Regions from separate parts of the Homo sapiens genome. Here region 2 is linked to region 1. The links are chromatin contacts, found by Hi-C or POLR2A ChIA-PET in ENCODE. All regions are on one chromosome and are shown on one strand. The core of a region is the stretch at or near the end of the contact, and the rest is flanking DNA. Distances in the headings are between cores, read along the strand shown. Region 1 holds the start of GPR89A (G protein-coupled receptor 89A). Region 2 holds the start of NUDT17 (nudix hydrolase 17).

Region 1 (5,805 bases), core at 617-3,116:
AACAGAGAACATTCCATGCAAAGGAATCTTTGGGTCTTTCTTCCACATTTGTAAAAACCAGGTTTAACAATTAATTACTGCATGTGGATGCATGTGTGAAGTGAAAGTCTATGATTATAAGGCATACAAAATTAGAAAGCCACTTCCTCGGTTCAACGTATCAATTATATCCATGCTAAAAATCGTAGAGGCTGCAATGCAAAGCCAATTTTCTACTGACATTCTTATCTTTATTCTAAATGAAAAGAAAAGCTAATTAAATATTGTTATTTTTCTTAAATTGGTACTAAGGCTAAAAATAACCCTGAGTTGTCACCAAGGGCACTGGGTAGTCTTAGAAAGGTTTTAAGCAGAAGAGTTACATGTCTAGGTTTTTTTACATTAATACATTTGAATATTATGCAGCCAATAAAAACAATACTTATGAAAACTATAGAAAAGGTGGTAAATTTTAAAAATGAAAAAACTATTGCATTAGAGTGGTAGGATTATGGATGGCTTTTCCTTCTTTCTTATTTTCTTAAATATTGTAAACAAGTTTTTGAAGAGAAAAGGACAATGCTCCGCTCTACGGAGACGAGTATTAGGATGAAGCAATACAAAAACGGAATCAAAGAACACAAATTTAGTTCACTTTAAGCCCCCAAAGGTAACTGCTTCTGTTATTTGCCGTTTGAGAGAAAGAACAAGTAAAAACAACCACACACACACAAAATCTTTATTGGAAAGATGGGGGGAAGAAGGTCAACAGGCAGTCTGAGCTTCACAAATATTGGCCAACAATTATTTATTGAATGCCTGCACTTGGAAGTGGGGATACAGCTATGAACAAGGCAGGATCTCAAAAAACAAAATCAGAAACACAGACATAAATGATGCCAGTGCTATGATGAATGCTAGGAAGAAACAATAATTAACAATAGATTACATGGTAAAAGCAAGAGGCTAACTAGACGAAACTTCTATTGAGCAGAGACAGTGTCTTACATGTTTTTACGCTCAGAGCTTTATATAATGGTCGATAAATGTTTGTTGACTGTACAAACAAATGAAGGTGGCCAATGGAGAAGAAATGAGGGTCAGAAAAACATCCGGAAAAGGTGGGTAACTAAGCAGAGGATAAAGGACGAGGTGTCAGTGCAAAAACGAAACCTTATACTTTCAAGCACAGGTATTACCTTATACTGATACTTTGAAGCAGCAAATTTCTCCACACCCGGATTCAGGATTTGACATCTAACAGCAAAGCCTGCACTGACGTGTCCTCAGTATCCAGTATTGGCGCGTCGCACACCGCGCGCCCAGAACCACACAGGCTTCCCCAGTCCAGGATCAGTTGGCGCAGCCCGGAAGCTTCGAGGAGCTCCTAGAACCGCCGCCTTAGCTGGCGGCGCCGGCTCTTAGCCTGGAGGTCGGCGGACCGCTTCCAAAAGTGGACCGAAATTCCGGGGATGGATGCCGGGTGGGGACGCGGACGGCCGCAGGCCAGTCTCCTGACAGCCGGGGCTGAGGGAACCGGCCGCAGCAAATCGCACACCCTCTCTGGGTGCCAGAGTGACTAGCGCAGGACGCGTAAGAGAGGAGCGAGACCCCGGACCAGCCCGCACCGCGGAGGACCGGAGAGGGCGATTCGGTAAAGGGAGGCGGACGGGTGTCGGGGCGGGAGGCGGTGACTCACCTGGGAGGTAATCATGATGCTGGAGTCGATGAGGAAACTCATGGCGAAGTGTAAGGAAGGCTCCTGCCTCCACTTCCCACTCCCCGAGGCCACAGCACGCTGGGGCCACAGGCCCCCTCACACGGTCTGCCTTCTCCCAGGTGCTGCAGCCGGGACTGCGGCTCTCCAGCCCGACGCCATCAAGCTGCGCCCCAGTCAGCCAATCAGCGTCTACATCCACAGCCCCGCCTCGGGCTCGGGGTGGGTGGGGCGGACGCTAGGCTCCCGCCGCGGAGGCCCCAGGGGCGGGGCTTATTAGGGGCGGTGCTAAAAGCAGCAATGCAAGGTAGCGTTAACGTTTCTGAGGCTGAAGGAGGTAGGGCCTGAGAGCTAAGTGGTAATTCTGTTTTGTAATGATCCTAAGATAATAATGGTAATTATAGTAAGTCGGGCATTGTGTCCTAAATGTTATAACTTTTACTTGACTCGGCAAATATGACTGTACAAAGTGAGGGAAGACTGGAAAGTCAGATGAGATATGAACAAATATAACTAACCAAATACATTTCTGTGACAACAATGAAAAGCACACTGTCTGTAGCAATTTAGTGATAATATTGTACTGCATATCAGTCAGGCCACAGGTGGAGTACTGCACTCCATGTACCACACTTTGAAGAGATTTTACAGGCCGGGCCGGCTCACGCCTGTAATCCCAGCACCTGGGGAGACCAAGGCGGGCGGATCACCTGAGGTCGCAAGTTCAAAACCAGCCTGACAAGCATGGAGAAACCCTGTCTCTACTAAAAATACAAAATTAGCCGGGCGTGGTGGTGCATGCCTGTAATCCCAACTACTAGGGAGGCTGAGGCAGGAGAATCGCTTGAACCCGGGAGGGGAGGTTGCGGTGAGCCGAGATCGCGCCATTGCACTCCAGCCTGGGCAACAAGAGCGAAACTCCATCTCAAAAAAAAAAAAAAAGAAAAGAAAAAAGAAGAGAGAGATTCTACAGAGACATATTGGAGCTCGCTCAAATGTGAGCCACCAGATAAGGGCTGCTGGAAGGAGGCGAAGAAAGATGACTCAGAACATGACATCTGTCTTCATGTGAAAGAATGGGTAGAACTGATGTGGCGCTACGAATTATCTGTAGGGCAAAGGACTGGAAGTTAAATGAAGATAGATTTTAATTCAAAACAAGGATCAGTTCTTTAAGAGTCTGAAGAAGGGTTATTTTAGGAAGTAGCTGCCTCTGCCCCCTTCCCACCTATTGCAGTGGATCAAATATACACTGAATCACTACCTCATTCATTCAACACTCATTTCATGAAGGCTTAACGCATTGCTGTGGGGCTTACTCTGCCGCCGACCTGGGGCCTAGCTAGGCTTTGTAGTCTATATAGTCTCATAGTCCTGCAAACTGGCTCCAGCCCAGGAAATCACCCTGTGTAGGAGTGGCTGCAGTCAAGACGCAGGAAGACAATCCTGAGGGGACCTGACATCCAGCATCTGAGTTCAGACTACTATAGTTTGAATAAGTGATCTGCAGATTCATTATACACAAGGGAACATGTCTTCCTTTTGTTGGATTGAACTCTGTGATACCAAGCAGTCAAAACTACCTGTCAGATGTCCAATCCCTGATCCAGAATTTCAAGGAGCTATGGAGGCAGCTGTACAATGGGAGTGTCATAAACCAGAGAACTTTGTGTCCAGGCTATATCTATTAGGTAAGCAGGTAGATTCCCACATAACAGCACCTAACTGACATTCAAGAGTGTGTAGAGTGCAGAGTGCTGAAAGAGACTATCAAGGCAAGCAGTTTACCTTGGTGGCTTACTGGGGTGCACAGTGGGGATCAGAATATCAGTAACGAGGAATAGCAGAGAAAGGTGTGCAATACCTGCTGGCCTAAGGCCTATGCAAAGCTTTGGGTGACACTATTCAGAATGCTCCCTACTGTACCACTTGTGTCCAGGTAAAGGACAGGCCTAGGTGATTCAAGCGACTGCTTTATCCCCTGATTTTGATTGAGGAATGTCTTTAGAAACCTTCGCACTGCATTTAGTATCCAATTGACTCTCCTTTCAAAGCAAGTCTGTACTGCTGGTGGTGGACTCTGACACTAAAATGGCTTGTCCTCCCATCTCTACTGCTGGTAATATTCTCCCGATCCACTCTAGCTGCTGCCATCCTCTTAGAATAGTGGGATCTTTTGGTTCTGCCTCCATGGACAGTCACACCATCTGGGCTCTGAGTCCCCAGTTTGTGCTTTTTCCAAGGGAGCTTTTCAAAATATGTCATGTTCATAACTAGTAGCCATTGTTTGCCACTCATCCAGAGATTGACAGCCAGTCCCATAGATGTGCTACAAAGAGTCAACTGACAAGATGATCAGTCTGTGTCCTTTGGATGAGTGTTTGCTCACACCACTTTACTGTCCTTTTTCATAGCAACTGCAGTGTTCATACCTACGGTACTCTCACACTTCCCAGCACCATCCACATACTGACAGCTAACTACTTCATCCCCTTCCTCCAAATTAATGCAAAGGACTGGGCCCAGGAGTTGACACTAACATTAGATCCCTGGGAAACACCCTAGTACTTCTTCTCCGTGCACTTACATAGCACCTGCCCATGCCAGTGGCTGGATGATCTCTGTTAGGGATTTTCTTTTGAAACTTTTTACTTATTATGACATAGTTGTAGATTCACATGCAGTTGTAAGTCTGGGATCGTTTGAGACATATGGTATCACCAATTCCGTGGCATCCTACTCCCGCTGTCTCCCTTCATGGATAGACAACCTATCTTGTAGTTTTGCCCACTGTGCCAGGTTCACTGAGTCTCTGAACTCCCCTGTGTGCCCCACTAAGTCACCAGTGTAAGCTGGACAGGAAACCCCAAGTATTCAGAGGAAAAGTGTTTATTTCCCAATGGTCCCATGGACAGTATCTATACTTGATACCTAGAAAATATATAAGTGCAGTTTTCTCAAAGTGTGGTTCTCTCATGACTTGGGGAGCTTATTTAAAATGTAGATTCATAAGTCCTAATGTAGACCAGTGGACTTGGGATTTCTGAAAGTGACTCCCAGGAGGAATCTAGGAGTCAATTAATTAATAAATAAAAATTATATATATTTATCATGCATAAAATGATATCTTGAAATATGTATACATTGTGGAATGGCTAAAGCAAGGTAATTAGCATATATATTACTTCAGATATTTATTTTTGTGGTGAGAATACTTAAAATCTACTCTCAGAGATTTTCAAAAATGCAATACATTTTTATTAGTTACAGTCACCATATTGTACAATAGATCTCTTGAACTTATTCCTCTTATCTAACTGAAATTTTGTATCCTTTGACCAACATCTCTCCAACCCCACCCGACTATCCCCCACCAGCCCCTGGTAATCACCACTCTACTCTCTGCTTTTGTGAGTTCAATTTTTTTTTAAGAAGGAATCTGCATTTGTAACGGCATCCCAGGAGATTCTTATGCATACTGACTGGGGACTGGTTGTGAGACTCTGCTCCCCATCTCAAAACTTTCCTAGAGTGAGTTAGCACCTTCACACTAGGAAAATGCCAGCTCCGATTTGTCTAGAGAAAGGGGACTGAGGGCCAGAGTGGTGCTAGCTTTGCTCTTTGCTTTTTTCCACTCCCGCACCCTTTCTCTAGATATGCTCACTCTATAGCCTCAGGAAGCCTAAAGATCTTTTCCAACCACTTGCGCTTTGGCTCAAGAATTCCCCTTCATCTTCCTTGAGTCTACTTTGAACCTCTTCCCTAGTTGGTTCTCACTTTTCCAGACCTTCTTGGAGGTGCATTCCAGTCCTTTCCTCTTATACAATCTCATTTTGGATATATTGACCTTGGTGCTGACTTGGTATGCACCGCCTTGTCCAGGGCCTTGACTGGTTCATATGAGTTAGAGTCAGCTCTGTATCAAGTGCTTGGTTGTTCTTGAGGTCGTGTTCCTGAGGAAAGAAGATTAAATAGTTGTGTGGTTTTATGCAAGTTACTAAACTCTCTGTACTTCAGTTTCCTCATCTAAAAAATAGAGATAGTAATAGTATCTTATCTCATAAGGTTATTATGAAGATTAAGTAATATACATAAAGCCCTCAGGAAAA
Region 2 (6,512 bases), core at 1,729-4,228, 240 kb before region 1:
AAGGCCTAGGACCTATGTTGTAATTTTACTTTTTATTTCTAAAGTTGTAGTGAAGCTCTCACCCATAATAAAGGTTGTGAATGTTCTGTGAGTGTCATGGAGATGGGCTAGGGAGGGGATTTTACACTTCACTTTCCAGACCCCTGGTTTGGGGGAAGAGGGTCCATGTTCCATTCTTCCTTTGCTGGCCCTGGGTCCAGGTAAGCTGCACTTTTACACGGTGGGGGTGTTCTGTGGAGGAATTCCAAGAGAGGTTGTCCTTTCCTGCTTTCCCCCGTGCCTGTAAAAACTAGACCATTCCAGCCCAGTACTGTGGAGCTCTCCAGTCCTTTTTCACTTTTACCTGCCCAGATGTTGCAGCCAGAGCTTGAGGGCAAACTTGGTTCCAGTGCTGACTCTCTCTTTGTCCTCTGCCATGGTTGGGATCATCCGCAGGAGGGTGGACATGTGCAGGACCAGAGGTCGGGCTCTTCCATCCTCCTCTAGTTCCACTGCACTGCATGGTGACAACTCCTGTTGGGGCTGTGCCTTGTAGCTTACAAAGAACTTACATATATGTTAGGTCCCCGAATCCTCCCAACTACCACAGGAGGTGGGTGGGTGTTGACCTCATTTGCAGAAAGGAAACAGGTTCAAGGAGGGTTAAATGACTTGCCCCTGTGTTAGAACTGACACTTAGACCTTCAATGCTAGCCAGTTAGAGCAAGAATCTTTGGGGTTTGATGGTCAGTGTCTTAGATTTCATGTACCTTCTTAATTATCAGCTGACCCACTCTCCTTAAATCTCCCCCACAACACAAAATTCCATCCTGAGGACAGGATAGACGCTGAACTTCTCAACATGAATATGTTGGTGTATTAGAGGCTGAGGGAGAAGCTCTTACTTACAGGACAGAGGGTGGTAGGTCCTGGGGGAGAAGTCCGGGTGTCTCTGTCCCATCCTCTGCGGCAGCCACTGCAGCAGCTACATCTGGTGTCAGCCACATAAGGGCGCTCACCTCATTTGGGTTTGGTTGGATCCGGGCCTGGGGTCAGACATGGTGACCCCTCAGTCATTGCCTCTCCCTGGGCTGCCTGTTCGTGATCAAAACCTACCCGCAGGTTTCATGGAGAAAGGCAGGAGCAAGGGGAAAGGGCATTGCATATTCTTCGTTATCTCTGACTACCCCCGCCACCCCCGCCCAGCTCCTAATCACAGTCAGAACCAGGTTGCTTGGGCTCCCCTGAGCCCTGTTTCCTTCCCTCACTGCCAGCCCTACCTGCAACTGCTGCTGTGATTCCTGGGAGATCACGAGTAGATACAGAACAATGTGATGGTATTTGGGTAAACCCCAGCTCAGCCTAGGAGGGTAGGCAGACTAGGAAAAGAAAACAGCAAAAGTGAGAACTTTCCGTCACTTTTTTTTTTTTTTTAAGATGGAGTTTCGCTCTTGTCGCCCAGGCTGGCATGCAATGGCGTGATCTTGGCTCACTGCAACCTCTGCCTCCTGGGTTCAAGCAATTCTCCAGCCTCAGCCTCCAGAGTAGCTGGGATTACAGGCGCCTGCCGCCACGCCCAGCTAAAATTTTTGTATTTTTAGTAGAGACGGGGTTTCGCCATGTTGTCCAGGCTGGTCTCAAACTTCTGACCTCAGGTGATCCGCCCACCTCAGCCTCCCAAAGTGTTGGGATTACAGGCGTGAGCCACCGCACCCGGCCCTTTGTGTCACTTTTTGAGACTTTGTTAATACAGCTTTAGGGTGAAACAAAATGGTGGCCAAAAGCTGAGGGCGTGGATGGTACAGATGACACAGCAGGGACATGGGTGAGGGTTATGGATTTGGGGATTCCAGCCCACTTATGTGCTATTGTTTCCCTTGTAGCCAAGGCAGGTAGGGGCTGATCTATGGAGGAGCTTCTCCCAGCTACTTGTCTCACCTCCCATAAACCCAGAGGGACCCAAGAGAACTGGCCCTGGGGCAGGTGTAGTCCACTCTCCTCCCAAAGTTCTCGAAGCCCTCCGTCCAGCAGCTGGGAGTCAGAGAAGACACATCAGAGGGGCCAGTGCCTGACTCTTCCAAGTCCTTTTGCTTGCCTCTCCCTCAGCCCACACCCAAGATGGTCCCAGGCATGGGTCTCTTGGCTCAGGTTGGATCAGCTGACTGGTTACCTCCTCCTCAAGTTCCACGTGCCCACCTGCAACAACAGTGGGGCCAGTAGGTGAATGGTGGTGGTCTTGGCCAGGGAGCCCCCACTCACTGTTGACACTCCTCTCCCCTCCAGTGGACACAGAGGGAGTTGCAGTCCCTTGTGACTATGAACATGCCACATTTTGGGGCCCACTTTATCCTTCTGAGACTGGGAAAAACATTGTTGCGGGGAAAGGGCAAATTTCTTCTCTGTACTTGGGGCCTTGTCCCCAGAATACTCACCCGGGGGTACCCAGAGGTTGGGGGAAACGCTCAGGGTGCGTGCCCTTCGGGTTAGCAAGACAGTCTTGTCGCTGGACTGCAGAATGACGGCCACACCCAGGTCCACACCTCGATCTGTGGGCAGCTCAGCCCCAGGGACCCTGGGCCGCTCCTCCAGGGCCGCAAAAGGGCAGAAAGGGGGTCGCTGGCAGAAGGAAGCCAGCTGGGTTAAGGCTTCAGAAGGGCGGCACTGGGTGGGCGTGACTTCCAAAAATGGGGCTACACCGCGCGTTGGGGGCGGGGTCCTCGCCGCCAGTTCCCACCCGATTTCAGTCCCCATCTTTGGCCCTTCACTGCCCCCGCTCTGGGGCCCCCTTCTGCCGACCTGGAGCGGAAGCCTAGCGGAGGCGCCTGGGAAGGGCCTGCTCGAGAGGACAAGCCGTCCTCGCTTCAAGCTGCAGTGAATGGGCCACGTCCCGAGCCCTGGTCCGGCTCCCAGGAGGCCACACACACTCCGTGCGAAGCTCACCGACTCCGGACGCCGGGACAGGAGCAGCTGCACCCGCACCTCGGCCATAACGCGACTCTGGAGTCGCTGCGGCCCGCCTGGCGCCCTCTGGTGGCCTAGAGAAGCTTCCCCTCGGAACGTTCCGCGGGGTCGTAGCGGGGTTTCCGAAAGTCCCCGGGGAAATAAGGGCACATCTTTTGAGGATGACCCATGGGTATAATATTAAACCACAAAGAAGAATACCTCTAAATGCTCAGCTCCTATTCCTTCCTATCTTCTCTGTTTAGGACAATGACCCCCAGACCGAATGACTTCAGGACCCACATGTTACTTCCAACCAGCCCTAAGCTGAACTGTAAGCATCCTCTACAGCACTATGCACACCTGTTACAGCAGGCATCACTTCGAATTAATTATCTCCAAGCGAAACACACCAAATAACATTTTCGATACCACTTCTCCTTTCACTTCACTCAAATGGCAACCAAGTATGCAGATGCTATCTCCTTAAACTTCCTCAAACCCATGTTCTCTCCAGCCTTCATTCATTGCCCTAGTTTAAGCCTTCCTCGTATTTTGCCTGAAATATTATTGCAAGTCTCCAAATAGTCTTGCCCCTACCAGTTCATTCTCTACAGTGCTGCCAGAGTGATGTTTTGTTTTGAGAGTCTCACTCTACAGCCCAGACAGGAGTGCACTGGTGTGATCCCAGCTCACTGCAACCTCCATCTCCCAGGTTGAAGCGATTCTCGTGCTTTAGCTTCCGAAGTAGTAGCTGGGATTACAGGGCGCCCACCACCACGCGCGGCCTTTTTTTTTTTTTGAGACGGAGTCTCGCTCTGTCACCCAGGCTGGAGTGCAGTGGCGCCATCTCAGCTCACTGCAACCTCCACCTCCCTGGTTCAAGCGCTTCTCCCGTCTCAGCCTCCTGAGTAGCTGTGATTACAGATGTGCACTACCCACACCTGGCTAATTTTTAAATTTTTTTGTAACGATGAAATCTCACTGTTGCCCAGGCTGTTCTTGAACTCCTGGCTTCAACTGATCCTCCCAGTGTGTTGGGATTACAGGATTTAGGCACCATCAAAATTATCTTCTAGCTGTTTTGAAATGTACAGTAAATTAATAACTATGCCACCCTGATCTATCCAACACCAGTCTTACTTCTTCAAACTGTATTATCTGTGCCCACTAATCAACCTCTCTTCATCCTCCCCATCCTTCCTAGCCTCTGGTAACTACCAATCTATTCTTTATTTTCTTGAGATCCACTTTTTTAGCTCCTATGTGAGACAGAACATGCAATATTTGTTTCTGTGCTTGGTTTATTTTACTTAACATAATGACCTCCAATTCCATCCATGTTGCTGCCAATGACAGGATTTCATTCATTCTTATGGCTGAATAATACATTTTCTTTAGCCTTTCATCTATTGATGGGCACTTAGGTTGATTCCATGTTTTGGCTATCGTGAATACTGCTGCAATAAACATGGGAGTGCAGGTATCTTTTTGATACATTGATTTCTTTCCTTTTGGAGATATATATATACCCAGTAGTGGAACTGCTGGAGCATAGTTCTGTTTTTAGTTTTTTGAGGAACCTCTGTAGTCTTCCACAGTGGCTGTACCAATTTACATTCCCAACAGTGTACCAGGCAGGGCTCTCCTTTTTCCACATCCTCACTAGCATTCATTCTTTCTTCTTGATAAAAGTAATGAATTGGGGTGAGATGTTATCTCATTGATTTTGATTTCCATTTCTCTGATTAGTGATGTTGAACATTTTTTGATGTATCTGTCGGCCATTTGTGTATCTTCTTTCGAAAACTACCTATTAAGATCTTTTGGCCATTTTTAAGTTGGATTGTTCTTTTTGCTATTGTTTGAGCTCCTTATATATTCTGGTTACGAATCCCTTGTTAAGATAGTTTGCAAATAAAGCATCCTCATCTTTCAAACTATACATTGTCACTCTCTGTGTTCCCTTCCCTGCCTGACCCTTTTCCCTTTCTGGCCTCTCTGTACATAGTGTTTACTCTTCTACTGTAGCACCCCTAATACTTCCTGGTACTTATGTACTTATTTGTCTCCTCCTACTAGACTGTATGCTCAAAATTTATTAATCTTTATATCCCCAAGGCTTACCCCAGTACTTAGCACAAAACAGGTGCTTAGTAAATGATGGTGACTGGCTTGAGGGCAGAGATGGTGTCTTATTTATCTATCCTTGTATGTTGTGTTTAGTATGGTGGCTGGCAATTGTTTGACACTCAAGTGTTTAAACAATTAGAAAACACATTGGTGAGAGAAAACTGAAGATATTATAAAACATCTAACTGCTTTAAATGAATTAAAGCTGCTGGGACAAATTATATCCGTGATACTGAGAGAGAGAATTTAGCGTTGCCAGTTTTAAGGAACCATGGAGAAGAGGAAGGCGCTAATTTACTGTGTGCTTACCATATGCCAGGCATTGAGCTAGCTGTTCTACATACACAGTTTCAGATGTGTTAGAAGCCTGGAGCTGGCAAATGTGGCTTCAGTCCACAGATTCTAGTGTGACTGCTTGGGACAATCCACCTGCTAACCCTGAAAATAATTTTTTCTTCTACTCTGTGATAGTCTTTCACATTCCCTACACTGTGTGTGTTAAAAATTACAGTTCATCAGCCTGGGCAACACAGGGAGGCCCTGTCTCTACAAAAAAATAAATAAATAAATAAAAAATAGCTGGGTATGTGTGGTGCATGCCTGTAGTCCCAGCTACTCCAGAGGCTGAGGTGGAAGGACTGCTTGAGCTCAGGAGGTCAAGGCTGTAGGGAGCTGTGATTGCGCTATTACACCCCAGCCTGAGTGACAGAGTGAGATCCTGTCTCAACAACAACAAATTATCTATCTATCTATCTATCTATCACCTATCTCAACAAAATAAAGAACAGGCATAGACATCTGAAAATAAAATTAACTTCTTAGGAAGTTTCCTATTGCCAGGGATATAGGTAACCATAGGTGTGGGTAACTTCTTTATGGGAACAGATGCATCTGATAGATGATTAACCTTGTTGATTTAAGGTTCTTCCCACTGCCAAGATTTGATGAGGGGAGACTACAGCAATGGATCTAAATATGCCAAATTCTTTCAGGTGTATCCTGGGCTGCAGGGGATAGAGAGGGGGGTTTAGTTGAAGACTCTGCGACTTATCCCACTGCAAATAATGCATCCAGGCACCTCCTTTATTTTGCTTTCCATCCCCCCAGATCTTCTGAGGAAGATGCTTCTTCTGGATCACTGTCTCTTCATGGTGCACTCAATGTAAGACTCCAGCAGGAAGATGGTTTCGTCCACCTGGATCTCACTGGCATCCAACCTGAGTGAAAAGTAAAGGCATTTGCCTAGACTGAATGTTCATTAGCATATTTAAGATTAGAGGTTAGGGTGGGTGTGGCCATGGATAACTGCTTGGTTACCCTTGAGAGTGGATGGAAAGAAAGCAGGAGAACCAGTAGATCATTTTGCTATTTACCGAGCATCTTTATGTGCCAGACACCATGCAAACTGCTAAGAATACAAAATACAGAGCCTCTGTCCTGGGGGAAGGTAGTCTTCATTT

What was found. A loop is a pair of places that touch in the nucleus more often than their neighbours do. ChIA-PET counts read pairs that join two places held with the same protein, here RNA polymerase II (POLR2A). Pooled maps may share reads with other maps.
Region 2: a pooled map shows a loop between it and region 1 (4-fold over the local background). The contact joins the promoter of NUDT17 here to the promoter of GPR89A in region 1. A Hi-C loop is called at or near these places in 5 of 50 pooled maps. POLR2A ChIA-PET finds 5 or more read pairs at or near these places in 3 of 52 experiments (Panc1, activated CD4-positive, alpha-beta T cell and activated T-cell).

Annotation. Positions count from the first base shown.
Region 1 is chr1:145,604,049-145,609,853 of GRCh38, reverse strand. It overlaps GPR89A (G protein-coupled receptor 89A), which reads right to left and starts at 1,866. Exons shown (of 14, transcript NM_001097612.2): 1 at 1,679-1,866. The coding sequence starts at 1,720. It also overlaps the pseudogene NBPF25P. RefSeq lists silencers at 1,549-1,598, 1,939-2,068.
Region 2 is chr1:145,842,096-145,848,607 of GRCh38, reverse strand. It overlaps NUDT17 (nudix hydrolase 17), which reads right to left and starts at 2,978. Exons shown (of 8, transcript NM_001012758.3): 1 at 2,776-2,978; 2 at 2,412-2,595; 3 at 2,150-2,175; 4 at 1,918-2,010; 5 at 1,260-1,358; 6 at 889-1,025; 7 at 344-496; 8 at 1-231. The coding sequence starts at 2,967. The coding sequence ends at 129. It overlaps POLR3C (RNA polymerase III subunit C), which reads right to left. Exons shown (of 15, transcript NM_006468.8): 15 at 4,206-6,269. The coding sequence ends at 6,188. It overlaps PIAS3 (protein inhibitor of activated STAT 3), which reads left to right. Exons shown (of 14, transcript NM_006099.3): 14 at 1-86. RefSeq lists enhancers at 2,315-2,574, 2,625-2,994, 3,775-3,904.